2 separate regions of the Homo sapiens genome follow, and region 2 is linked to region 1. A link is a loop called in an ENCODE intact Hi-C map of the cell type or tissue named here. Cell type or tissue: MCF 10A. All regions are shown on one strand. Each heading gives the region's core, and the rest is flanking DNA. Links, peaks and the distances in the headings are about the cores only.

Evidence for each region. Peaks named below come from ENCODE experiments on the same cell type or tissue, not always from the same donor. Only the 100,000 strongest peaks of a DNase experiment are listed, where the experiment ranks them.
Region 2: it touches region 1 in a loop (14-fold over the local background); 2 of 110 quality-filtered maps call a loop at or near these places.

Annotation. Positions count from the first base shown.
Region 1 is chr22:44,302,408-44,314,356 of GRCh38, reverse strand. It overlaps SHISAL1 (shisa like 1), which reads left to right and starts at 1,406. Exons shown (of 5, transcript NM_001099294.2): 1 at 1,406-1,606. LOC101927499 (a long non-coding RNA gene) reads right to left here and starts at 1,346. Exons shown (of 2, transcript XR_244444.3): 1 at 1,214-1,346. In MCF 10A, for the core only: no CTCF peak of the experiment used is centred there; a DNase peak (open chromatin) is centred at 5,076.
Region 2 is chr22:44,188,158-44,200,106 of GRCh38, reverse strand. It overlaps PARVG (parvin gamma), which reads right to left. Exons shown (of 14, transcript NM_022141.7): 6 at 10,853-10,993; 7 at 9,441-9,556; 8 at 8,003-8,058; 9 at 6,284-6,306; 10 at 3,894-3,952; 11 at 3,692-3,760; 12 at 1,385-1,486. Among named protein-coding and RNA genes, the nearest start is that of PARVG, 13 kb to the right of the region's middle. RefSeq lists enhancers at 6,765-7,349, 7,350-7,935 and a silencer at 9,025-9,114. In MCF 10A, for the core only: no CTCF peak of the experiment used is centred there; a DNase peak (open chromatin) is centred at 6,426.

The DNA.
Region 1 (11,949 bases), core at 3,448-7,447:
AGCTGAGAAGCGGCAAGGGACTTGAACCCGTGTTCAAACCCCAAGCTCAGAGCCCTTTTGTTTCTCTGCTGCTATGCTGAGCCCCAGACAAGAGGCAGGAGGAACTTTGTGTGCCTTGTTCCCTCTGCCAGGAACACTCCCCCACCCCCACCCCCGCCCCACCGCCCGACTCATCCTTCAGGTGTCCACACCAGACCCCCTGGTCTGAGTCCCCAGCCAGGCGACCCAGGACGAGTTACTGAAACTCTGTACCTCAGTTTCCGCATCTGTAAATTGGGGATAATCACAGCCCCTCCTAATCATGAAGATTAAATAAATACCACCCCCACTCCCGGCCCCTACCCCGTCAGGCTGCATCAGGCACTCTGGGCGCCCATAGCCCCCTGGTTTCCCATCGTGGCACCCATCGCTCTGGGCTGCCATTGTTGGGACCGTGGTTAGATGAGGGGCACCCAGACCAGTCTGAACTCGCTCTCTGTCCACCGAAAGGAATGGAAAAAGGAGGTTTATTTCTGGCCTGGCTCAGGATGGGCAGGCTTCCAGGGATGGGTGGGAGGCAGAGGAGGGCTGGCCTCCTTTATGGCTGCGTTTAAATGCCACCCAGAAGCCAGCCAAGGGCGCCGCCAAGGTACCACGATGCACGAAGGCCCAGGGGTGGGAGACGGCCATGGGCTGGGGGGGTGCCTGGCACCCAGGAAGTGTGGCTGCAGAGGCCAGCCAGGCCCCTGGGCTGTGTCCAGACAGTCATGGAAGCCACTGATGTGTTTCGAACAGTGGCAGGTGTGGGCATCCCCCGCCCTGTTCCTGCCCCATCCCCACCCCATTCCTACTGGCAGGGAGGACCCTCTGCTGCTGGGTGGGGACAGGCCAGGGGTAGGGGGGCAACAGCAGGAAGATCAGCCCAGCTTGGAGTCAGGCAGGTGCCACACACCCTCTGTGGGCTCTCGGGTCCCAGCTACCCTTCCTCCCCGGGCTGGTGTGGGGACCGTTTGTTTTACCCACACCCCTCCCCGGGCCATGCTGGCCAGAGGGGCTTGTGCAGTGGTGCCACTGACCTCCATTGCCCAACAGAGACTGAGGGCCACGGGAGGGAACCCACATGTATTGTGCCAAGCATCTGCTGAGGTGCGGACCTGGAGCCCGGTGCCCTGGGTCTAAGCCCCTGCTGCTTCTAGCTGTGGGATCTCACAGGGAGTGTCTCTAGTTTGCTCACCTGTAAAATGGGGCTCTTGCTGGTGCTCTGAGGATGCACAAGGCTGTAAGACCAGAGGCTGGAGTGCGTGGGGACTGCGGGAGCAGCCGCTGCCATCCTGGGCCTGGGAGGTGGCGGCCCTAGGCCCAGGCGGGAGCTGGACTCCTGCAGGGCTGACTCAGCGCCCTAGCCCCACTCCCCGCCCTGAGGAGCACACTGAATTCTTGTCAGCACACAGAGGCCAGCCTGCGCTGGAAAACACTCTTTTGCCTATACAAGGCTCGACCAAGTTGCTCTCCTTTTATTGGGGTTTAAGGTTGGTGGCAACCAGGAGCCGGGGAAGAGGCCAGCAGCTGCAGGGAGACCGCAGCCAGCGGAGGGGGCTTCTGATCCCTCAGTCACAGGGCTCGGCAGGTAAGGAGCAGCCTGTGGAGGTTTCCAGGTCCTCACTGTGCAGGGGCACCTCTGTTCCTTCACGCTGACCCTGGGGTCCCTGCCCTGGCTAAGCACTGGGTCTAAGGGAGAAGCCAGGCAAGGCTGCTAAGTGACTCCTAGTCACAGAAGAATGGGAGGGGCCGGGGTGACGGCTATGCCAGTGGGGCAAGATGGGGAGCAGGCTCTGATCTAGAGGGGTGGGAGCCCTGTGGGGGTGCACAGATGCTGGTGCTACTACCTACCTGCTGTGTGACCTTGAGCAAGTTGCTGACCGTCTCTGTGCCTCAGTGTCCTTGTGTCAAGAGCCTTGCATAGAGAGGGGTTGGAGAGAAGGCCAAAGGCTCGGGGGAGGGTCCGGCATGGCCTAGGGAGTGCTCTCAGGATGCCCTAGTCATGGCCTGGAGGGCATTTGGTTGGCTTCACGGGGGTGAGGTGGGTCTGTTCGACCCACTTCAGAGTCTGCAGTCCCAGTCCAGCATCACACCGGTACGAAATAAGTGAATAGATGAATGAATGAATGAATGAACGAACAAATGAATGCATTGGCCCCTCCGAATACGCCTTCAAGGCAGGTTTGTTGTCCCCATTTACAGATTGGGAAACTGAGGCTTAGGGCTTTGGCTTCTCTTCACTCCAGTGAGGAAGGGGTTCTGGGGACCAGGGAGGCTGAGGGAGCTGAAGAGAAACCCAGAGCCACCCCCACCCCGAGGCGAGCGCCATGCCTGTCTTTCCTCTTCCTGCCCTGACACTTTAAGTGATTCATTCTTCATGTGATATTTTTGTGTTTCTCCAGTGGGAAAAAAATGCCTCTGGGATTTCCAGGGGTTGTTTTATCTCCATGGTGCAACCAAATAACTCAGGAGGACAGAGAGAAACAAAGGGTTGTTGAGCTGAAGAAGGCCCATGATTGTCTCGGCCAAGCTCTCCCTTTAATAGGGGAGGAAACTGAGTCTGGCCTGAGCCCCTCGCCCTGTGACCCAGTGTGGCCCCCTGGAGGACAGTGGGGCATCTAGGGCCTTCAGCAGGGTTGGGGTTTCCAGCTAAGCCCCTTTCAGCTGTGTGTTCTCGCTCAAGTCCCCCTTTCCCCAGGCCTCAGCTTCCTCATCTGTAAAATGGGATCACAGTGGTGCCTACTTCCAACATTCGAGACAGTAGCACATGCAGAGAACTTTGATGGGTGCAGAACTGGCCCAGGCCAGGGGCTCAAAAGGGGGAACCATTGAAACAGCTGAGTTTGTAACTTGGACTCAGAGCCCAGCTGGCTGGGGCATGGTGGATTCAGCAGGGAAAGGTGTCAGTGAGGGACAAGAGCCTTATTAGGGATACACTGGAATGGTTATCCACTGAGGGAGGGATCTGGGGAGATAGGAGAGGTTTCCACGTTGGAGGTCACCTGCGTGCCTTCCCAATTCCAGCACCCAGGCCAGCACCCTTCGTGGCAGTGTGCTTCTCCTCGTGGCCCTGACCCTGAGAGCAGCCCCATGGAGCAAGTGGTATGCCCGCCTGGTAGGGAGACAGTGAGGGCCCAGGGGGTGTGAGCCGGCCCACCTCAGCTCCCCTGGACTTAGGGGGACCTGTCCCACTGGAGCCCTGGAGTTGGGTTTCTAGGCTAAAATAAGGGACTTCCACCCAGGGCTGATGGCCCAAGGTCACTCCCGGTGGTGGCCGTAAAAGTTGAGGCCATGTCTCAGTTGAAGGAGATCTCCTGCCTGGATCTCTGCTGTTCCCATCTGGAAGTTTGCTCTTTGCAATAAAACAAACCAGGCCAACGAGTGCTAATGGAGTTCCTACTCTATGGCCGGCAGACATTTATTCAGCACCTACTGTGTGCAAAGCATGGTGGGGCGATGCAGAGGCACAAAATTTCCCACCCTTGAAGAGCTTGTACTAGGCAGGGAAGCAGTAAACCAACAGGTAAGGCAGAGGGAAATCCGTGCCAACTAAAGGAACAAGCAAAGCACGGAAAGATGAACTGGGGAAATCAGACGTAGACATGGAGTTCAAACACAATTTCATTTGCCAAGGGGCACACAGGACCCTCTCTGGTACCTAAACCATCAGCTTTGGGAACAGTAGAGTAGGCAACATCGGATAAGAACGGTTTATGGATCAGCTGCTAATGTTCTGGGTGCCCTGCTAGCTTCTGGTCCTTTCTATGTTTGGTATACCTGCAAGGTGTGGGGCACGGCTCCCGTTTCACAGATGAGGAAGCTGAAGCCCGTGAAGTAACTTGCCCTAGATCACCCAGCTAGTTAGTGATAAAGCTCTGATCCAAGGCCAAGGAGACTCGCTGCAAAGCCTATGTGGTCGCCCCCAGCACCCTGTCTGGAGTCGAGCAAACCTGGGTTCAGATTGCAAACCTTCCACCCTCCAGCTCTGGGCAATCACTTAGTTTCTCTGAGCTGTGGTTTATTTATCTCAGCAATGGAGATGATCATTGCTTATGTTCATTCAACCAATTAACACATGTTTATAAAGTGCCTACTACGTGTCAGGCCTGTGCTGCCCATAGAGATGAGCAAAAACGAAATGGTCTCAGCAGGGCTGGGTTCGGGGATGTGACCGCTGCAGGGCTAGGCATCAGGTCAGCAGGGCTCAGGTCACATTGGCCGTTACTAGGGTGTGAGGTGCTGGCCCTTCTCACTCACTGTCAGCCGTGGAGCCCGGCACCCCAGCTGCAGGCGAACGGGCTGCTTCTCTGTCCTTCTCCAGCCATACACTCTGGCTGCCTCGGTCCTGGCCAGCACAGCGAGGAAAGATGTCCTAGTTCTCTCCTGCCGCTTCCCCCTGCAAGCATGAAGGGGTCACAAAGACATGCTTTGATCTCACTTCATATGCAGGCGTGGAGCCTCGAGAAGTGTTTATTCCTGGACTTCACGTTTCAGAGTGAGATTTCATAACCTCTAAGTGGATGTCCTGAAAACAAAAGTTCACAAACTCAGGATTAGGTCTGCACTGCCGAGGAAAGGCCCTGGAGACTGGGAAACTTGTGGAGGTTAAACATCCCTGATGATACATATGTGCACACGTGTGTACATGTGTGTGCTGTGTGGAGACAGGCATGCACACAAGTGCTGCCTGCAGGGGTAAACACTCTTATGAGTCGTGGAGACAGGGCACAGGAGCAGACCCCGGGGTTTGAGTCCCCTCTCCGAGCCCCACATTCTCCATCTGTGTAACAGAGAGACTGAGGGTGCAGCATAGGGCTGGGTGGGAAGGGAACGGGTGAGGAATGGGGAGCATTGGGCACCGTGCTCTGCCCTGGGCTCGGGTGATCTGCAGCTGCTAGCCCGTCTCCTCGTCTGTACTTCCTGCCCTTCTGCTGGGCCGCTGCCTACCCGCAGGACTGTTGGTGGGGCTCCAGAGAGCCCTGCCCTGTTGAATTACTAATCCGTGCTAATGCTACCACTGCTAATCATCGTGCCCACATAGAATTACTCATCATTACGTAATCTACTGTCTGTGACCGCCTCCCCCCAGGCTGTAAGCCTTATGGCAGCGGGAATCCCCCACGCCCAGAACTGTTGGTCCACAGTAGAGACTCGTTAGGTGATCCCTGAGTGGCGACCAGGAGAGAAACCGCTCCCTGACCAGTGGGGTCAGGAGGGCTGGTAACTGGGGCTGCTTGTGGATGAGGTGGCACTTGAGCCAGGCCCCATGGGCAGGTTCAGTTTGGACGTACACGGTGGGGAAAGGGATGCCCACGGGCAGGACCAGCTGGGCAAAGGCCCAGACTCCTGAGCTCCGCCACCAGCCGCTTCACACCCAGAATGCTGGGCAAGACTCATCCTCACCCCAAGGTCAGCCTCCCGCCCCCCATGACAGTAGAGTAGGTGGGATGTGTTTGGGGAACAGGCCACTTGTCCTTTGTTCTCCATCCTGTGGGGTTCAGGCCCGAGCGTGGCCCCTGTCTAAGGAGGGCCAACCCTGGGGCAGAGGTCATGGTTCTGCCACCCTCGGCAGCCCATGCTCTGTTCTCCCAGCTCACTCTCAAGTTAGGACACAAACCAGGCACGCTGCACAGAGTGCTCCTGCCCATGCTGGCCCCAGATGAACCCCACCCAGCCCCTGCCCTAGCATGGCCTCCAGACAGCCCGAGATCACCCTGGGGACGGGGGAAGTCAGAGTGTCAGAAGCTCGCCTGGGGAGTGAGAGAATCACGGGGGAAGAACTGCCCTGAGAGGTGGCCACCCAGGATGAGCCTCCAGGCTACGGCTTTGGAGAGGGGAAGGGTGGTCCTAGCACAGGGGAACAGCATGAGTAAAGGCCCAGAGGCACCACAGACCCAGAGGGCTGAAGCTCCAGGAACAGGGAGGGCAAGATGGCCACAGTGCCAGGCCACAAGGGGCCTCAGGTGCGAGCGCAGCCTTGAACCCAAGGGGGCAGGTAGGTGATTAGGTGGGTACTTGGGAAAGCTGGCTCTGGGGGCCGCCTAGGGCTTGGGTTGATGGAAGAGGCAGAGTCAGAGACAGCAGCAGCAAGAAGCACGTGGCCAGGCCTGTCCAAGGCTTCCATGCCTCACTTCCTTTAGTTGGTGAATTAGATGCCGATGTTGGTCCCCATTCTAGGGCTGAGGACACTGAGGCTCAGGTGTCACCCCAGGTCACATGGGATGTGGTTACAGAAGGTGGAGCCAGGACTTGGTCCCAGGCAGAGGGCTCGACCCCCAAGCCCTGCTGCCCTAGACCCAGTCCTGCAGTGGACTGGAGGTGTCGCGCTTGGTCGTGCCCAGAAGTGGGGCGTGGTGGGCTGAGGAGGGGCTGGCTGGAAGCCCCCAGTGCTGTAGGGGGTCTCCAGGCATCAGGCCAGCATCCAGGCCTGTGGGAGCCTGAGGCCTCAGCCCCTCCCCGCAGGCCATCCTGCATCCTGCCCTGCCGAACCTGGCTGACACAAAAACAGATCCGTTGCTGTTCCTGGTGGGGTTTAATTCATCTTCCCAGCTCTGTTTCTCTTCACGTGCCCTCCTTCCTCTCCTTCCCCAGCCTCGCCAAGTTCGGTGTTTAAAAATAACCTTCAAATCTCGGAGCAGCAGTCCCAGGCTGACCGGAGGGGTGGCCCGCAGAGATGCATGCCTGACTCGTGATTCTGGCCATGGTCAAACAACGAGCGTTCAGGAACGTCCCACTCAGCCAGAATGTTCTTCCAGTTGTTTGAGTTTTGTTGTTGGCCACGGACTACCATCTTAGGAAGTTTACCAATTTTCAGAGAAATAGAACCCGGGAGGATAAATTTAATCTGTCTCTGGTAAATGTGCTTTCTGGGGGTCCTCAGGAGGCCTCAGAAGCTTTTTCAGTGCCAGGAGGTAGAGTGAGCTTTGCTGCTGAGTGGCTGTGTGACCTTGGGCAAGTCACTTCACCTCTCTGAGTCTCAGCTTCCCCCTTCTGAGATGGGAGCTTGGTGATCCACCTCCTTAGGCTGACATGGGGGTCACCTGAGACAGTGCAGTGAATACCAGGGTTCAGCCTGGTGCACCAAGAACTCTGCGAGTGTGAGCCAGCCTGGGTCAGCAGCCCCAGGTGGCAGAGTGAGCCAGCCTCGGTCAGCAGCCCCAGGTGGCAGGCAGCACAAGGCCCACAGGAGGATGGAGGACGGCGGACGCCCTTCCAGGCCTGTTCTTGGGCTGCCGGAGTGGTGTCCCACAGACCTCATTTGTGGGGCCCCTCAGGGGATGTTGTCCAGTGGTGTAACACGCCATCATTATCAGAGCTCCCAGATCCCAGGTCCCCTCCACACACGCCATCGTCATCACAGCTTCCTAAGCCCAGGTCCCCTCCACACACGCCATCGTCATCAGAGCTCCCCGAGCACAGGTCCCTTCCACACACGCCATCATCATCACACCTCCCCGAGCCCAGGTCCCCTCTGCACACGCCATCGTCATCACAGCTCCCCGAGCCCAGGTCCCCTCCACACACGCCGTCGTCATCACAATTCCCCGAGCCCAGGTCCCCTCCGCACACGCCATCGTCATCACAGCTCCCCGAGCCCAGGTCCCCTCCACACGCCATCGTCATCAGAGCTCCCTGAGCCCAGGTCCCTTCCACACACACCATCGTCATCACAGCTCCCCGAGCCCAGGTCCCCTCCACACACGCCATCGTCATCACAGCTCCTTGAGCCCAGTTCCCCTCCACACATGCCATCGTCATCACAGCTCCCCGAGCTCAGTTCCCCTCCACACATGCCATCGTCATCAGAGCTCCCCGAGCCCAGGTACCCTCTACACATGCCATCGTCATCACAGCTCCCTGAGCCCAGGTCTCCTCCACACACACCATCATCATCACAGCCCCCTGAGCCCAGGTCCCCTCTGCACACGCCATCGTCATCACAGCTCCCCGAGCTCAGTTCCCCTCCGCACACGCCATCGTCATCACAGCTCCCCGAGCCCAGGTACCCTCCACACATGCCATCGTCATCACAGCTCCCTGAGCCCAGGTCCCCTCCACACACGCCATCGTCGTCAGAGCTCCTTGAGCTCAGTTCCCCCTCTGCACATCCCACGGAGGGACCCAAGGTGATGACTTTGGCCTTGTGAACATCAGTGCTATTGAACTCATGGCCCTGAGGCTGGCCGCCTCATGGAAGCCTGACTGGGATCACAGCAGCTGGCTGGTCCCCAAGGCCTGGGGAGGTTTCCAAAGTAGCTTTCTGACCTAGCTTGGAATGGGGAGGTTGGCTTCTAAGCTTTGCTGTCTCAGATCATTAGAAATGGAATTTTTACTTAGGTAACTTCTCGTGACGCACGGCGGGTTATTCTTTCTACTGAGGATTCAGCTTTCAGCTCTGGCCCTGAGCTGCCTTGGGGGCGTGGGGAGTAAGGGCAGCCCCTACCTCCTCATGCAGAATCCCCCAGACCCCTTCATCCAGAGTTCCCCACACGCCCCTGGGGCTTTTGTCCAGCATACAGGGCTGCGGCTTTGATCGCACGGTGACCTATCTCAGGCCAGACTCGGGGGGTTGGGGGCACAGCCAGGCCATGGATGCCAAACAGACCCCCAAGGAAAGCCCAGGCTGGACGTGGGACCAGCGCAACCACAGCGTGCTGTGGCAGGGACACCTGCAGTGTGCAAATCCACATGACCACGGGGTGTGCCTGAGGGCCCAAGGCTGGTGTCCCGCAGGGCTGGGATTCCCACCCAGTCCCTGGAACTCCTAAGCCCCAGCCCCCGCCTTCAGGCTGCACACTGTCCTTTCCTAGAACCACGTTGTCTCACAACAAATCTCTGCAGTGTGCGTTCATCTCTGGAACTGTCCCCCAGAGGCATAAAGGCCTCTCCAGCTCTGGACCCTGGGTCTGCGAAGGCAGATCGGGGGCTGAGGGCCAGCCCTGGCCAGGACCCTCATGGCCTAGTAGAAGAGGTCCTGGGAAGAATCGCATAACGGGAGGCTGCTGGGCACCCTTGCCTGTGCTCCCTGAGGGCAGGGACTCACCTCTTCTGTGTTCCTAGAGCCCAGCCCAGGGCCTGGCCCCGAGTGCAGGTCAGCAAGTGGGTGTTGAGAGAATAAGTGAATGGATAAATGAATTAACACATGAATGAAAGAAGAGATGGAATACTATAGGCCTCAGTGGAGGGGCAAACTTTTTCCAGCTGATAAAATCATGGCAGGCTTCCTGGAGGAGGTAGTACTGAAGCAGCTTCTAAAGTGATGCAGGATTTGGACTCCTAGGGGTGAAGGAAGAGTACCCCCCAGGGGTGAACATCAGCCCCGCAACATCAGCCAGTACACTCAGGGCTTTGTAGGGAGTTGGAGCACCAGGAGCAGGGGCCAGGCCTGTGGCTAAGGTAGATCCTCCTCATTCACTCAACAAACCTACCAGCTCTTGGACCTGAGCCCCAGCCACAGAAGTGGGGCAGCCCCACCCTACGGGGGCCAGAGGAGCTGGAGTCTGGGGACCTGTTTCAACTCTTATTGGGCCTCAGCTTCCCCATCTGTAGAATGGAGCACGGGGGAGGCATCTCAGGGGTCCCGTCACTCTCCACTCCCACAGCGCATTTTCCAGGGCTGATCCATAGGACTCCCCCGGAGAAATCCATTCCTGAGCACTCCCAGATGCTTGACCTCGGCTTATCCTCCCAGGAGGGCCAGAAGGAGGCTGGGAGGAGGCCCAGGCTCAGAGCAATTAAGCAGCTTACAGCTCCCAGGGACGAGCAGGGCAGTGGTGGGAGCAGAGAGGCCTGCGGGTGGATGGGGGCAGCCCCTCCCCAGAGGAAGAGATGAGTAAGCTTAGTGTTAGAGGCCTGCGTTTCAGTGGCATTTTACAATCCTGATAGTCCCTTCCCTTGTTCTGGCAAACCAGACTTCACAAGGTCAGCACCTGACGTCCCAGCTCCCGCCACGATGCCCATGCTACAGGGGAGGAGACCAAGGCTGCAGAAGCAGGGCCTAGGCCAGGGCCAGGCCATGAGCACTGTGCGTTTGGCCTTGAGTTTTGCCCCATCTCGCTCCGAAGTCTCCAACCTCTGGGTGGCCCGAGTGGCTTTCCTTTCTGCCTGCCCAGAGCCCTAACTCTGCCCCCAGTAAAGCAGCATTCAGAGCTGCCCTGGGACCCAGGTTGGTGTCCCCTCTGCTCTCCCTGACCAGGCTGTGAGCTCTGGAGGGCAAGGCAGCTGCTGGGTGGCTCCCAGGGCCCAGAGCAGGTGCCAGGACAGTCTGGGCATGCAGAGGGGCTTGTTTCTTTGGACTGCCCATCATCTTCCACCATCTCTTCTTTCAGAAACGTGTGGTCTGGCAGCAGATCCCTGCACTGCATGTTCAACTCTGAAACCGTCCTCCTGGGGGGCGGAGGGCCTCACCTGGCGTGGACAGGATGGAGCGGGCAGGGAGTCTGCTCTGCAGATGGTGGAGGTGGGGCTGGGGGATGGGAGGGTGGTTCAGCCAGGCCAGGAGGTCCTCAGGGTCTCCCACCCGGGTGGGATTCGGGGCTCTCCAGGCCCCACCATCCTCACATCAGACCCTGCCCCCAAGTATGCAGGTGAGCTTCCTCGTGTGGACCCAACCCAGCCCTTCCACGGACCAGGCTCCACATGAGAGGCTGTACCTGTTTGCTCGGGCTGCCTAGCAAAGCTCCTCAAACCAAGAGGTTTCAACAAGAGGAATTTACTGTCTCAGCCTGGAGGCTGGAAGTCCAAGTCAGGGTGTCAGCAGGGTTGGGTCCTTATGAGGCTGTAGGGGTGAATCTGTTCCTGGGGGTTCGCTGGCAATCTTTGGCATTCCTTGGCTTATATGTGCATCACCCCAACCTCTGCCTCCATCTTCCCATAGTGTTTTCCCTGCACAGGTGTTTCTGTGTCCAAATTGTCCCTTTTTATAAAAAACACCAGTCTTCTTGGATTAGGGAGCCACCCTACTTCACCCTGATGACCTCATCTTAACTAATGACCTCCGTGATGACCCTATTTCCAAACAGCGTCAACCTTCTGAGTCCTGGGAGTTAGGACTTCAACATGTGAATTTGGGGGGAACACAATTCACATACCATAACAGGGTGCCACCAGGGAGAGGATGGGGTACAGTACCTCTTCTGGCCCAGAGCCGGGCACATAGTAGATGCTCAGCAAATCAACTCCCATCTCTCATCTCTACTGCTCCCACCAGATACACGCAGGCAACAGGGGCTCTGGGAGGACGACGCTGTTACACAGAGCACTTAGATGGCCTGTCCTAGCCTCCGTTTCCAACTCCTATGGGAGACAGGTTGATCATAGTCTAAGTAATCTAGTCCCCTCAGGGCCCAAAGCCCTGTCTCTAGTGGCCCTGCTGATACCCCAACCCCAGGGTCTTTGCCCCTGCTGCCTCCTCACTGCACCCACCCCAGGGCCTTTGCCCCTGCTGCCTCCTCACCGCACCCACCCCAGGGCCTTTGCCCCTGCTGCCTCCTCACCGCACCCACCCCAGGGCCTTTGCCCCTGCTGCCTCCTCACCGCACCCACCCCAGGGCCTTTGCCCCTGCTGCCTCCTCACCGCACCCACCCCAGGGCCTTTGCCCCTGCTGCCTCCTCACCGCACCCACCCCAGGGCCTTTGCCCCTGCTGCCTCCTCACCGCACCCACCCCAGGGCCTTTGCCCCTGCTGCCTCCTCACCGCACCCACCCCAGGGCCTTTGCCCCTGCTATCCCTCCGTGTGCAGCACTCTTCTTCCAGACAGCCACGTGGCCTCTCCCGCCTCACTCAAAGGTCTGCTCAAATGTCACCTTCTCAGAGAGGCCCTCCTTACCACCCTTCTAAAGCAGCTCCCCCATCACCATTCTCGGCACCACTCCCCAGACACGCCTTGTTTTATTTTCCCTCGTAACATTAAAAATTTTTTTTTATTGTGG
Region 2 (11,949 bases), core at 4,729-8,728, 120 kb after region 1:
GCCTGGCGGGGGCGGAGGCAGGACTAGCCAGCGGGCACTGAAGGCTGTACCTGGGGAAGAGGCGGTGGGAGCTGCATCTTTGCAGGCTCACCTGCCCTCTCACCCCACCTCCATCACTCTCTTCATCCCTCTTCCCCAGGTCAAGCCACAGCCCTCATGCCTGGAAGCAGGCAGCCAGCTCCCAGCCAGTCCACCAGCCTCTAGGGTCCACGTGGGAACTGCTGATCCCCCCAGGTCAGGCCCCACCCTTCCAGCCCCTCTAGCCAGAGTGAAGCACCTACACCTCCCTGACCCATTCCTGTTCTTGCCACATTCTGAGCCTTTGCTGATGCTATTCCCTCCCCTCTGCAAGCCCTTCCTTGATAACTCTGCAAACCAATCCCTGATCAACTTCCCGGCTCCCCTCTGATGCAATGCCCTTCCTGACTCCTTGAGATTATTCTAAGCCCTCATTCTTCCAGGCCCCTCCTCTGACCCAGGCATCTGAACCAACACGTTTCACTGTGGCCCTGCAAGACCACACGTCACTAGGAGAACAGTGGGCACAGACTGAGAGCTCCCTGAAAGCAAGAGCTATGTTGGATCAACTTAACATCCCATGCAGTTCAGGGCCTGGCACTAAACAGGCCCTCAGGGAATGGGGGAACAGGCGTGTGGGTAGGGGATGGGTGGATGAGCAGGTGGGTGGATGGGCAGGCAAGTGTATGGGTAAATTGGGTGGATCAATAAACAGAACAGGAAGATGGATTGAAGGACAAACAGATGGATGCATGACAGGACAAGCAGGTGAATGGACCGGTAGGCAAGTGGATGGATGAATGAATGGATGGACAGACAGACATATAGATAAACTTCCTATGGGTGGGTAGACAGGCAGGCAGGTAGGTGGGTGGATGGATGGATGGATGGACTGGGTAGATGAATAAACAGACAGGAAGATAGGTGCATGGACAGGCAGGTAGGTGGATGGACAGGTAGGCAGTTAGGTGGATGGACAGGTAGGCAGTTAAATGGATGGGTGCATAGATGGTGGGTGGCTTGGTAGGTGAACAGGAGGGCTAATAGGCGGTCAGGTAGGTAGATAATGGGTAGATGGGGATGGATAGATAGGTAGATGATGGATGGATGGATGGATGGATGGATGGATGGATGGATGGATGGGTGGGTGGATGGATGGATGGGTAGATGGATGGATGGGTAGATGGATGGATAGGTGAATAGGTGGATGGATGGATGGATGGATGGATAGGCAGACATATAGACAAATAAGCTTCCCCTACACCCTTCACTTCACCTGGAAGTGAATAAACAGACTGGTCATGCCAGTTCTGTATATCTGTTCACCTAGAGGTAGACCATAAAGAAAAATCCTTGGAAAACTTACCATTTCTGCAGGAGAGTTGGGAGTGAGGTAGAATTCCTTTAAGTGCAGGAAGAAGCCTTCAAGTTGTCCAATCAGCAAGAGTAAGATGACCCCATCTGCAAACTACAAAGGAAGGAACTGGAGACAATCACATGGAAGAAGCCTGGCGAAGCCCACTCTGTCTTTTACAGGCTGTGTGGCCCTAAGGAAGTCATACAACTTCTCTGAGCCTCTGGTGCCTTGATGAGAAGTGGGGAAGACATGCCTGACCTCACAGGGTTGCAGGTAAAAAGTGGTTTCAGGCTGCCTGGTATATAGTACATGCTCAGTGAAAAGAGTGCTTTCTAAACTTACTGCAGAAAAGCCTCATATCAGTTTTTAAACAGCACGCTCTTCCACAAGCTACAGAAACACAGGGGAAAACAGAGTTAAGTGTAAAATTATTCCATCAGAGAAAGGCAGAGAGCAGCACACCAGGCTCATCTCGCTGGCTGCCACATTAATATTTCTGTCTGTTCTGTCTGTATGTTCAGAGATAAAGCTGTCGTCCCTGCCACCAGCATATCATATGTTAATATAATCCTATTGAGACTCTTCAAAGATACAAAACACAGGATGGGATATTGGAAGGAACTGCCATTCGAAGCCCTTAATGGAATTTCCTCATATTAAGTCTGCTTCGATGTTATTAGTTTGGGCCTGAAATCTTTTCTGCTGCTATTCCTTGGTAATACAACTGAAATGCAAGGGACTTCCTTACCCCATTTTATTGAACAGTCTCTAAATACCACCTTTGCACATGCCATGAGTCTCTGAAACCCATTATTTTACCAAGGGAGAGATACAGATAGAACAGGTAGAATGTAAATCTCAGAAATCATCCTGTTTATACCCACATAAAATATAATAAAACTACAAATCTCTCACTTATTTCATGCCGGCAGCGTGCCAGGTAATATACCAAACACGTGGGGCTCACCAGCTCATGTATCACTCACAATTCTACCAAGTTGCTATCTTGTACCCACTTTATAAGAAGAAGAGCCTGAGGTTCAGAGAAGTCCAGTAACTCACCCAAGGTCACACAGCAAATGTGGAGGGTTCTCAGCAGACCCCAGGGCCCATAAGTGGTGGAGGCAGGAGGGAAATGTGTGTCTGTCTGGCTACAGAGCGTGATACTTCCACCCTGCCATGCTGCCACACCATATCACACACAAACTTCTCACGTGGCCACCATGTGAGGTGGTTATAAGCACTAACTCTGGCCCCAGCTGCCTGGGTTCAAATCCCAGGTCCACTACTTATCACTGTGTGACTTTAGACAAGTTAATTAACCTCTCTGTGCCTTAACATCCTCCTCTGTAAGTGGGGTAGTACAGTTCCCACTTCAGAGGATTATGGAGAGGATTCAATGAGTTAACATGGAAAGCATTTTGCCCTGGGACTGGCACATAGTGAGGGCTTTATTGGTTTTAGCTACTAGGCATGGGAGTACATTAACCCCTCCCTCCCCAGCCAATGCCCATCCAGAGTCTCTCTGAGAGGTCAGCAGCTCTGGCTACGATCTTCATGAGCCAACTGGTCCATCTGGGACCAGACTCCCTCCCCACCCCAGACCCCAGCACCCAGCAGAACCCAGGTGGCCAGATGCCTACGTCATGTCCCATTCAGGCCACTGGCATCCAGCAGACTCCATGCCCACTCTGCAGGCCCCGGGCTGGCAGCCGGTCTGCTACTGTGCACCCCCTGCTCCCCTGCAGTGTGGGAAGCCTACAGGGACACAGCTTCACTGTGGAAAGCCACAGCCCATGGTGGGTGCTGACCCCCTGAGATTCTGCTCCTGCTCCTGGGAAAATTCGACTTAAGTCAGCCGGGGGAGGGGCTGGGCTCCTCAGGGTGCTTGTGAGAGACATGGAGCCTGCAGACGGCTGGGCTGCGCTGTCACCTACGCCTGGCACATGGGACAAATCTAATAAATTCTGTTTGGGCGAACACAACCACGCAGGGAAGACTCATATGCTTCAAGTCTTGGCATCAGCTAGTCTGAGATTAATTATAAAATAAAATTATAACAATGAGAAGCAGTGACAGCCGAGGTGACTCCAGCTTTGTGAAGTGTTCCCACACCTCCACCCCCGGGATCCCACCATGTCCCTGGTGACCACTGCTGCCTGCCAGCAACAGTCCCACCGGGGAGGGGGACCCTAAGGCTCCAAGAGGTGATGCAACCCCCACCACACAGCAGGTTCCCAGGGCCTGCAGAACCCTCTTTCCTTCCTACGGCCAGTGGCCCTGCCCTGCCTGGGGACGCCGCAGCTCAGTCCCTACCTGGGTGTCCAGATTCTGCACAGACAGGCCCAGGCGGTCCAGCTTCTGGTTGACAAAGTTCACGATGGCCTAACCAGGGAAGAACAAGGGCCTAGCACACAGCAGGTGTGATGGGAGGACCCGTGATTCCCTCCTACAGCGCAGGTGGGCAGTGGGTGGGGTGGGCAGCCTGAGAGCCGCTGAGAGCTTTGATCTCTCCTACCTCTTTCACTGCGTTCACTTTCTCCGGAGCCAGCTTAAATAATTCATCAAAGACGTCCTCTGCAGACACAGATCCAATAAACACCTCATTACGATGCTATTATCTTTGTGCCAAACAGGGAATTTTTTTTTTCACAAAAGTTTCTTAGAATAACCAGTCCAGAGGGAGCTGTCGTTTTACATCATGGTTCTCAAATAAAACAGACCTGGATTTGAGTCACTGCTCTCCTGGCCGTGTGGCCCCAGGGGAGTCACCGTCTCTCTCTGTGCCTCCCTAGCTGGGGTTGTTGCAGAGATGGAATTCCATAGCAGATAACACACATGGCCCCATGGCACAGTGACTGGGCACACAGTAGGACTTCATAAACAGCCACTCTTCCTGCAGCTGACACCTGTTACTACATCTGCACAGCTGCATCCCTTTATCTGCCAGCTGGCACTCCCTCCTCCCAGGGCCCTACTCCACTCCCCAGGGCCACGGGAGCTGCCACAGGTGGGTGATCAGGGTCCATGAGTCTCCTCCCCTTGGTTTTAAATTGGCTGAGTGAGGACTGCTCCCTGCTGCCTCCCCCCGCCCCCAAGAGTGTCTGAACCTGCTGCCTGCAAAAGGCCAGCTCTTCAGCAACTCAGTCACTCCCTTGGGGTCTGGGAACAGCGGCTCAGGCCCTGGGGTCCAGCCTCGGGTGCCCATGTCCTCAGGCTAATGCCCTTTGTGCACTAGCTGGATTCCTGCTATTTGCAGCTAACATACCTCCCATGGGGACACTGGTCCTTGGGCACCAAATACACAGACTGGCCTGAGTTTGCTGTGGCTTCTGCCACTCAGCAGCTGTGTGACTCTAAGCAAGTCACAGCACCTCTCTCTGTTTCAGTTCCCTTGTTAGTGAAGGGGGAAAAGTAGCACCAAATAGCATCATGCACGTTAAAATGCCCCTGCTCTGTGTCCTTTCTTCACCCTCTGACACCCACTTCTCATGCTGCCCCCTGCCCAAAATACTGCTCCCTGGGCAACCCCTCATGTCCTCAGGCTGCCCCTCCTGCTACATACACAGATCCTCAGCCAGCCCTCCTTGCCCCTCCTTTCTCCTTTCTCCCCAAACTCCGCCTTCCTCAGCCCCCATTCTCAGAAGCTCCTGGCAGGTTATTATCTCTACCTCTGCAGGGAAGGTGCCCCTCATAGCATCCCTGCCCACATAGCTATGTGTCTAAGTGGGGAGGGTATAGGGAGGAAAAATAGTGTTAGGATGGATGGATATGGGTGAATACATAGGTGGTTGGATGGGTAGATAGATGAATGGGTGGATGAATAGGTGGGTAGGTGGATAGATGAATGGATGGATGGATAGGTGTGTGGGTGGATGGATGGATAGATGGATGGATGGATGGATGAATATATGGATAGGTGGGTGTATGGATGGATGGATGGATAGATGATGGATGGGTAGGCGGATGGATGAATGGAAGCATGAATGGATGGATGGAGGGATGGATGGATGGATGAATGCGTGGATAGGTGGGTGGGTGGATGGATGGATGGATGGATGGATAGGTTGATGGATGGATAGGTGGATGGATGGATGGACAGGTGATGGATGGGTAGGTGGATGGATGAATGGAGGCATGAATGGATGGATGGAGGGATGGATAAATGGATGGGTGGGTGGATAGATGAATGGAAGAATGGGTTGATGGATGCATGGGTGTATGAATGGATGGATGGATAGGTGGGTGGGTGGATAAGTGGGTAAGTAGATAGATGAATGGAAGAAAGGATGGATCAATAGATGGATAAATAGATTAATGGATGGGAAGGGGAAGAGCTGGCCAGACCAGTGACAAAGGAATGGATGCATGAAAGAAGTAACAACTAGAACAATCAACTGATTGGTGAACAGCTCTGTCAGAAGAGCAGAAGCCACATTATTGCCCACTCACTATTGAGCACTGCCCACATGCTGAACACACTCATACATTATCTCCTTTAACCCTCACTGCCAGTTTAAAAGGTGAGTGCCCTTTTATAGATGAGGAAACTGAGGCACGGACAAGTTAAGATACTTGCCCAAACTTAAGTGGCTAATGAGTGGGAACACTGGTGTTTGAACCCAGGCCACTGACTCCAGAGCCCACACATTTAACAGACTCCACCATCACTGCCCATGTGAATTATAAATCTCTCTCCCCACAGGAACAGTATCATGAGAAGGAGCAGCCAGCTCCATGGATGGACAGACAGAAAGAGGGACAAATGAATAAGAATGAGGCTTGAGATACAAACAGCAAGTGACAGGGAAATGAGAGAATGCTCAGCAATTAACCCTGCATTAAGACTTGTCTGCATTAACACGCATCAGATAGGAACAGATTTCCAAAAATGATGAAAGTACTCACTTGGAGGCTCGTCCTTGTCTGTGCTGTGCAGTGGGTGGAAAAAGCAAACAAATGGTTAAAAAAAAAACACCCCGCAAACCTACAATTTCTCAATATGACAAGCCTCAGTGCTGGCAAGGTTGCAAAGAAACTGGCATGCTTGTGGTTTTCCTGGCAGCTTTGTAGGTAGGGCAGATAGCAGAGAAGGTCTTTGTGGGAAGCAAAGGGCAGAAACAGGTTCATGCCCTTCCCTGAGGCTTCCACACCTAGAAACATTTGGACTTTGCTGGTTTTGTTGTTCGTGTTCTGTTCTGAGGGAGATACATCACACACATCATAAAGTGCACAAATCGTAAGCTCACAGCTTGTGCGTTTTACACATACACACCTGTGTGATCACCCCCACTTACATGCTGCAGAACCTCCCAGCACCCCCCGTGTTCTCCCTTCCATCCTCTCCCTCCCTACGCTGACCACAGCTGCGATTTCTCTTGCCATCTGTTGGTTTTGCCTGTCCTGGAAGTTCATGGAAATGAAACCATACTGCGTGTCCTCTTTTGGGTCTGGCTTCTTTCACTCCATTTTTATTGTTTTTGAACAATTTTTCTTCTTCTTTTTTTTTTGGTCACGTTTTTAGATCCACCTCTACCCCATAGAAGAGAAGTTCTGTAGGTCCAGGGCAGGCCAAGTCTCTCTAACCACAGCCCTCCAGAAGAAAGCTGGGGCCCACGGGGCAGAGCCCAGCAGCCTGTGACAGAGACCTGGGCTCAGCACAGAGGCCAAGGCTGCCAGGAGAGACAGACACCATGTGCTGTCCACACAGCTCCAGCCCCAGCCAAGCCTTCAGAGGATGGCAGCCCCACCTGGCCAGCATCTTGGCTGCATCCCTGTGAGAGATCGTGAGTTAGCGCCACACAGAAGCCAGCAACGGTGGACCTGTTGGCAGCCTGTGCAGCCCCTGGGCCCATCCCTCTCCAGGCCCCACCTGTTCTGCTCCATGGGGAGCAGGACAGCCATGCTCCCAGTGGGCGGGGAGCAAGATGGCCAGCCCTAGTGGGTGGGGAACAGTATGGCCAGCCCCAGTGGGCAGGGAGCAGGATGGCCACACCCCCGGTGGGCAGGGAGCAGTATGGCCAGCCCCAGTGGGCAGGGAGCAGGATGGTCAACCCCAGTAGGTGGGGAGCAGGTGGCCATGCCCAGTGGGCAGGAGGTAGGATGGCCACTCCCCAGAGGGCAGGGAACAGGATGGCCATGCCCCAGTGGGCAGGGAGCAGGATGGCCACACCCCCCAGTGGGTGGGGAGTAAGACAGCCACACCCCCAAAGTGGGCGGGGAACAAGACAGTCACACCCTAAAGTGGGCAGGCAGCAAGACGGCCAGCCCCTGGCCATGCAGGGGCCTCTAACTCTTACAGCTTTGCAAGGAAAGAGGAACATCCTGCTCACACTAGAGAGACAGATTCACTGGGCCCTGTACCCCAAACCCAGGGGCCCCCACCCTAGAAAACAAAGCAGGGTGGCTGGGAGGGGCCAGGCAGGGACCTGGTTGGAGGCTAGAAAGGGGTCCTGTGTGCTGCCGTGGGATTGAGAGGTCAGCGCAGCATTTTCGGGTCTGAGAGAAAGCCACAGAATGTGAGGGCCCTTCCCACAAAGGTCAGGCAGATCTGCCCTGGCCCCCACCCTGCCCCCATCCACCGCTGTGAGCCCCAGCCCCACCCATGGGCCCTCATCCTTCCCTCACCTGTATTCAGTGAGCTGTTCCACCAACTTCTCTGACTTCAGACCACTTTTGGTGCTCTAAGAAAAATAAAGGGGGAAGAAATTAAATAATCCAGAAAACTCTGGGGCCCAAAGAAGCCCCAGTGATCCGTTTGCTCTGTATCATCCCTCCTCAGGACAGCCTCTGGCTTAATTGTCTTTCTTCCCCAGGAGTCTTGAGGTTGGGGATGTGTCTGCCTCACTCCCCAAGGCATCCCCAGAGTCTCACAGTGGGAGGAGGGCAGTATCAATGAGCATGTGACTATGAACAAATGAATGGTGAAGGAGTGAATCAATGAAGTCACTTCTGATTTATGTTGGCAGTATAGACCAAGCCACACAACTGCTTGGTAGGGAATTATAATCAATGGTTTTAAAAAACAGTAGAAAGCCGGGTGTGGTGGCTCACGCCTGTAATCCCAGCACTTTAGGAGACTAAGACAGGTGGATGGCTTGAGCTCAGGAGTTCAAGACCAGCCTGGGCAACACGGTGAAACCCCATCTCTGCCAAAAATACAAAAAATTAGCCAGGCACAGTGTCTCAAATCTGTAGTCCCAGCTACTTGGGAGGCTGAGGTGGGAGGATCACTTGAGCTGGAGAGGCAGAAGTTGCAGTGAGCCAAGATTGTACCACTGCATTCCAGCCTGAGCAATAGAGCAAGACGCCATCTCAAAAAAAAAAAAAAAAAAAAAAAAAAATAGAAATGACTCTGACTGGGTGTGGCCAAACTTGGCTTATTCTCTTGGGGCGAGTCAGAGGCAAGCCCTCACACACAAAGCCCCTATGCATGAGGGACCCGAGGCTGGGGTGGGGTGGGGGCGGTCATGAGAAGCAAAGAGCTGGTGGGGCCCCCTATTGTGATGCTCAGAGTCTGTCTGGAGAGGGAAGTCGTGGATTCCTGGGTATTAACCGCAGCACAGGCAGGCCGCATGCTAGACAGAACATCTGAGGGTGGGGAAACCCGGCAAGGTTCCTAGAAAGAGAACAGGGCACTGTCACAGCCATCGGTAATCTCACAGGAGACAGTACCCTCATGGTGAGAGCATTGGTTTTGCTCAGGGCGTGAAGGCTCCCCGTGGCAATGAACGGACGGCCACGCATGGCTCAGGGATATGGCCTGACAGCCCCTGGCCTCAGCCTCTGCCAGCCAGATGCCCTCTGCTGAGGTCAAGTGGAGCTGGCCAGCCGTGGACCTCCTCATGCCCCCAGGCCTCCGCCAGCCCCACTAGACCCTTACCAGCCCGTCCCCAGCTCCAGACAGCACCCCCTGGCCATCCTGGCTGGATTCTATTTCTCAGGGTTCCCTGAAACTCACCCTGGGTCAGCCCCGCCCCAGCCAGCTCCACCCATGCAGGGTACGGCAATGGGGGCCCAAGAGGCTCAGCTTCTGCTTACAAATCCCTGGGGCCCAGGCTGCTACCTCGATAGTGATGACCTCCACCTGGACGTTGGTTGGGAGGGAGAGGTCGGGCTGGAAGCGCTTGGCCAGGGCCACAAGGAGGTGCAGGGTAGACAACAGGTCCTTGTTGAAGATGCCTGGGAAGAGAGTGGAGACAGGTCAGAGCCCAGGAGGCCGCCAAAACGTGCAGCCAAATGGAGGCTTCCTCACTGTCAGAACAACCATCTGCAGACCAAGGAGGTCTGTGTCCAGCCTTCTGGAGAGCAGAGATCTGGAGATACGTGTTCAGAACCTAAAAATCATCACACTTCACCCCATCATCTCACTTCTTAGAATATAGCCCAGGGGTATGATCTACCTTGTGGAAGGGGCTCTAGACACAAAGATGTTTACTGCAGCACTGTTTACAATCGGAAACAACCAAGTGACCTCTGGGAAGGCACTGGCTGAACGATCATTAGATTTCAGCTGCATGTGACTTAATTCAGGGTTGATTTCATCAACATCAATTACTGATTGTGAGACCTTACAGGCTGCGAATGCAGGCGCATGGGACCCAACAAAACCTGGGTTTGAAAACGGACTCTGTTAAATCCTCACCGCCCAACCTTGGAGAAGCTGCATAATTTCTTTCAGCCTCAGTTTTCTCATCTGGGTGGGGTGGGGGGATATGGAGAATTGAAGGGAAGGAAATCTATACCAAACTGTGAACCAGGTGGGGTGGGGAAGTCTAGGTGTTTGGCACGCTCTCTTGGTTTTTGTGTTTCTTTGATAAGGAGTCTCACTCTTGTAGCCCAGACTGGAGTGAAGTGGTGCAATCTGGGCTCACTGCAACCTCTGCCTCCCAGGTTCAAGCGATTCTCCTGCCTCAGCCTCCTGAGTAGCTGGGATTACAGGCACCGGCCACCACGCCCAGCTAATTTTTGTATTTTTAGTAGAGATGGGGTTTCACCATGTTGACCAGGCTGGTCTCAAACTCCTGACCTCAGGTGATCCACCCGCCTCGGCCTCCCAAAGTGCTGGGATTACAGGTGTGAGACACCACACCCGACCAGGCACACTCATTTTTTGTATAAGCAGGCCCTGCAGATATTCCAATACTTTAATGAAATGAGAGTGTGGATGGGCGGACCACGGTACTTGGAACTCAACAGTGGCTGTCATTCAGATAGCAAACAGAGACTGTTTGCTATCCTTGGGCTGCACTTTGCAGCAGTAACACCCTCTAGGGCACAGATGTGTGCTGGGCTGTTGGCTGCTCAGCCAGATGCCTGACTGTGGCTGCCTGAGGCTTCTACCTCCTTCCTGACTCCCAGGTTGTACCCCTGCTGGGAGAAGGATGAGTGCGCCTTCCTGGTGGGTGAGAAGCCTGAAGCAGAAGGACCCCAGCGGCCCCACACTCCCCAGGGGTAGCCAGGTTGTGGCCCACGTACTCTCCACGCTCCACTTGGCCTGCCACTCCTCCAGCTGCAGACTCCGGTTCACGGCCTCCAGCACCACTGTGAGCTTGTGCTTCTGGCTTGTGGCTGTCAGGGCGATGTCCTCTGCTTCCAGCTTGAGCGCCGCCAGCCTCTCTGGAGGCAGGAGAGGGTGGTGAGGACCCCTGGCCGGGGACAGACCAGAGAGCACCTCAGGGACCCTCCAGGAGGCTGAGCCTGCCTGGTGCTTCAGGGAACATGGGTCTGGAGAGCCCATTCTTGGTGTTGGACCGTGGGCCACACTCACAGCCTCAATCGGGTATGCCCTCCAGCTTCCAGGAGACCCTCATCTACACAGAACAGGATTGGTGGGCCATGCAGGCCACATGATGTGAGCAAGCCTCAGCCCCCTGAGCTGGTTGAGAGAGCCCACCTCACCTTGATCAGCCTGTGCCTGCAGCCCCTGCCCTTCTGCACAGCTGTGTCCACTTCATCTCTGCAGGGCAGTGTGGCCTAGTGGTTAAAGCCTACACTCCTAGGCTTCTATCCTGACCCCCCTGCTTCCCTAACCATAAGACCTTGGAGAAATTATGAGGCCTCTCAGAGGCTCCCTTTCCTCATCTGTGAAATGGGGACAGTAACAGCACAGGGCTATTCTGAGGATGAACTGCACCTGCTACATGGGACATGCCCGGAAGTGCTAGCCGCATGAGTGGGATTGTGCAGCCCATCTCCAAAGAGCTCGGCGAACACTGCAGAGGCTGGCCTCAGGCGAAGTGCTGAGGACATGGAATTGGGCCTATCTGTGGCCTCCGAGACCACAGTTGTGTGCAGAAGAGATGCGTAGACCAGACATGACCATACAAGGACAAAGGAGAGGGTGACTCTGGGGCTTGTGGGGAACACTTGCCCGGGACCAGGAGGAGGCCCTGAGAATGCACATCCCCTGCAAAGCCCCTTGGAGCTTTCCAGACTGAGGAGGAACACGGAGACAGGAGCCCAGCCCTGCCCCCAGCCACCCAGGACTGCCCGTTTTCTCTCTAGCAGCCTAGGGCAGCCCGAGGGCAGGGATCATGGGTTCTTTTGTTACCTCCCAGCACCTCAAAACAGCA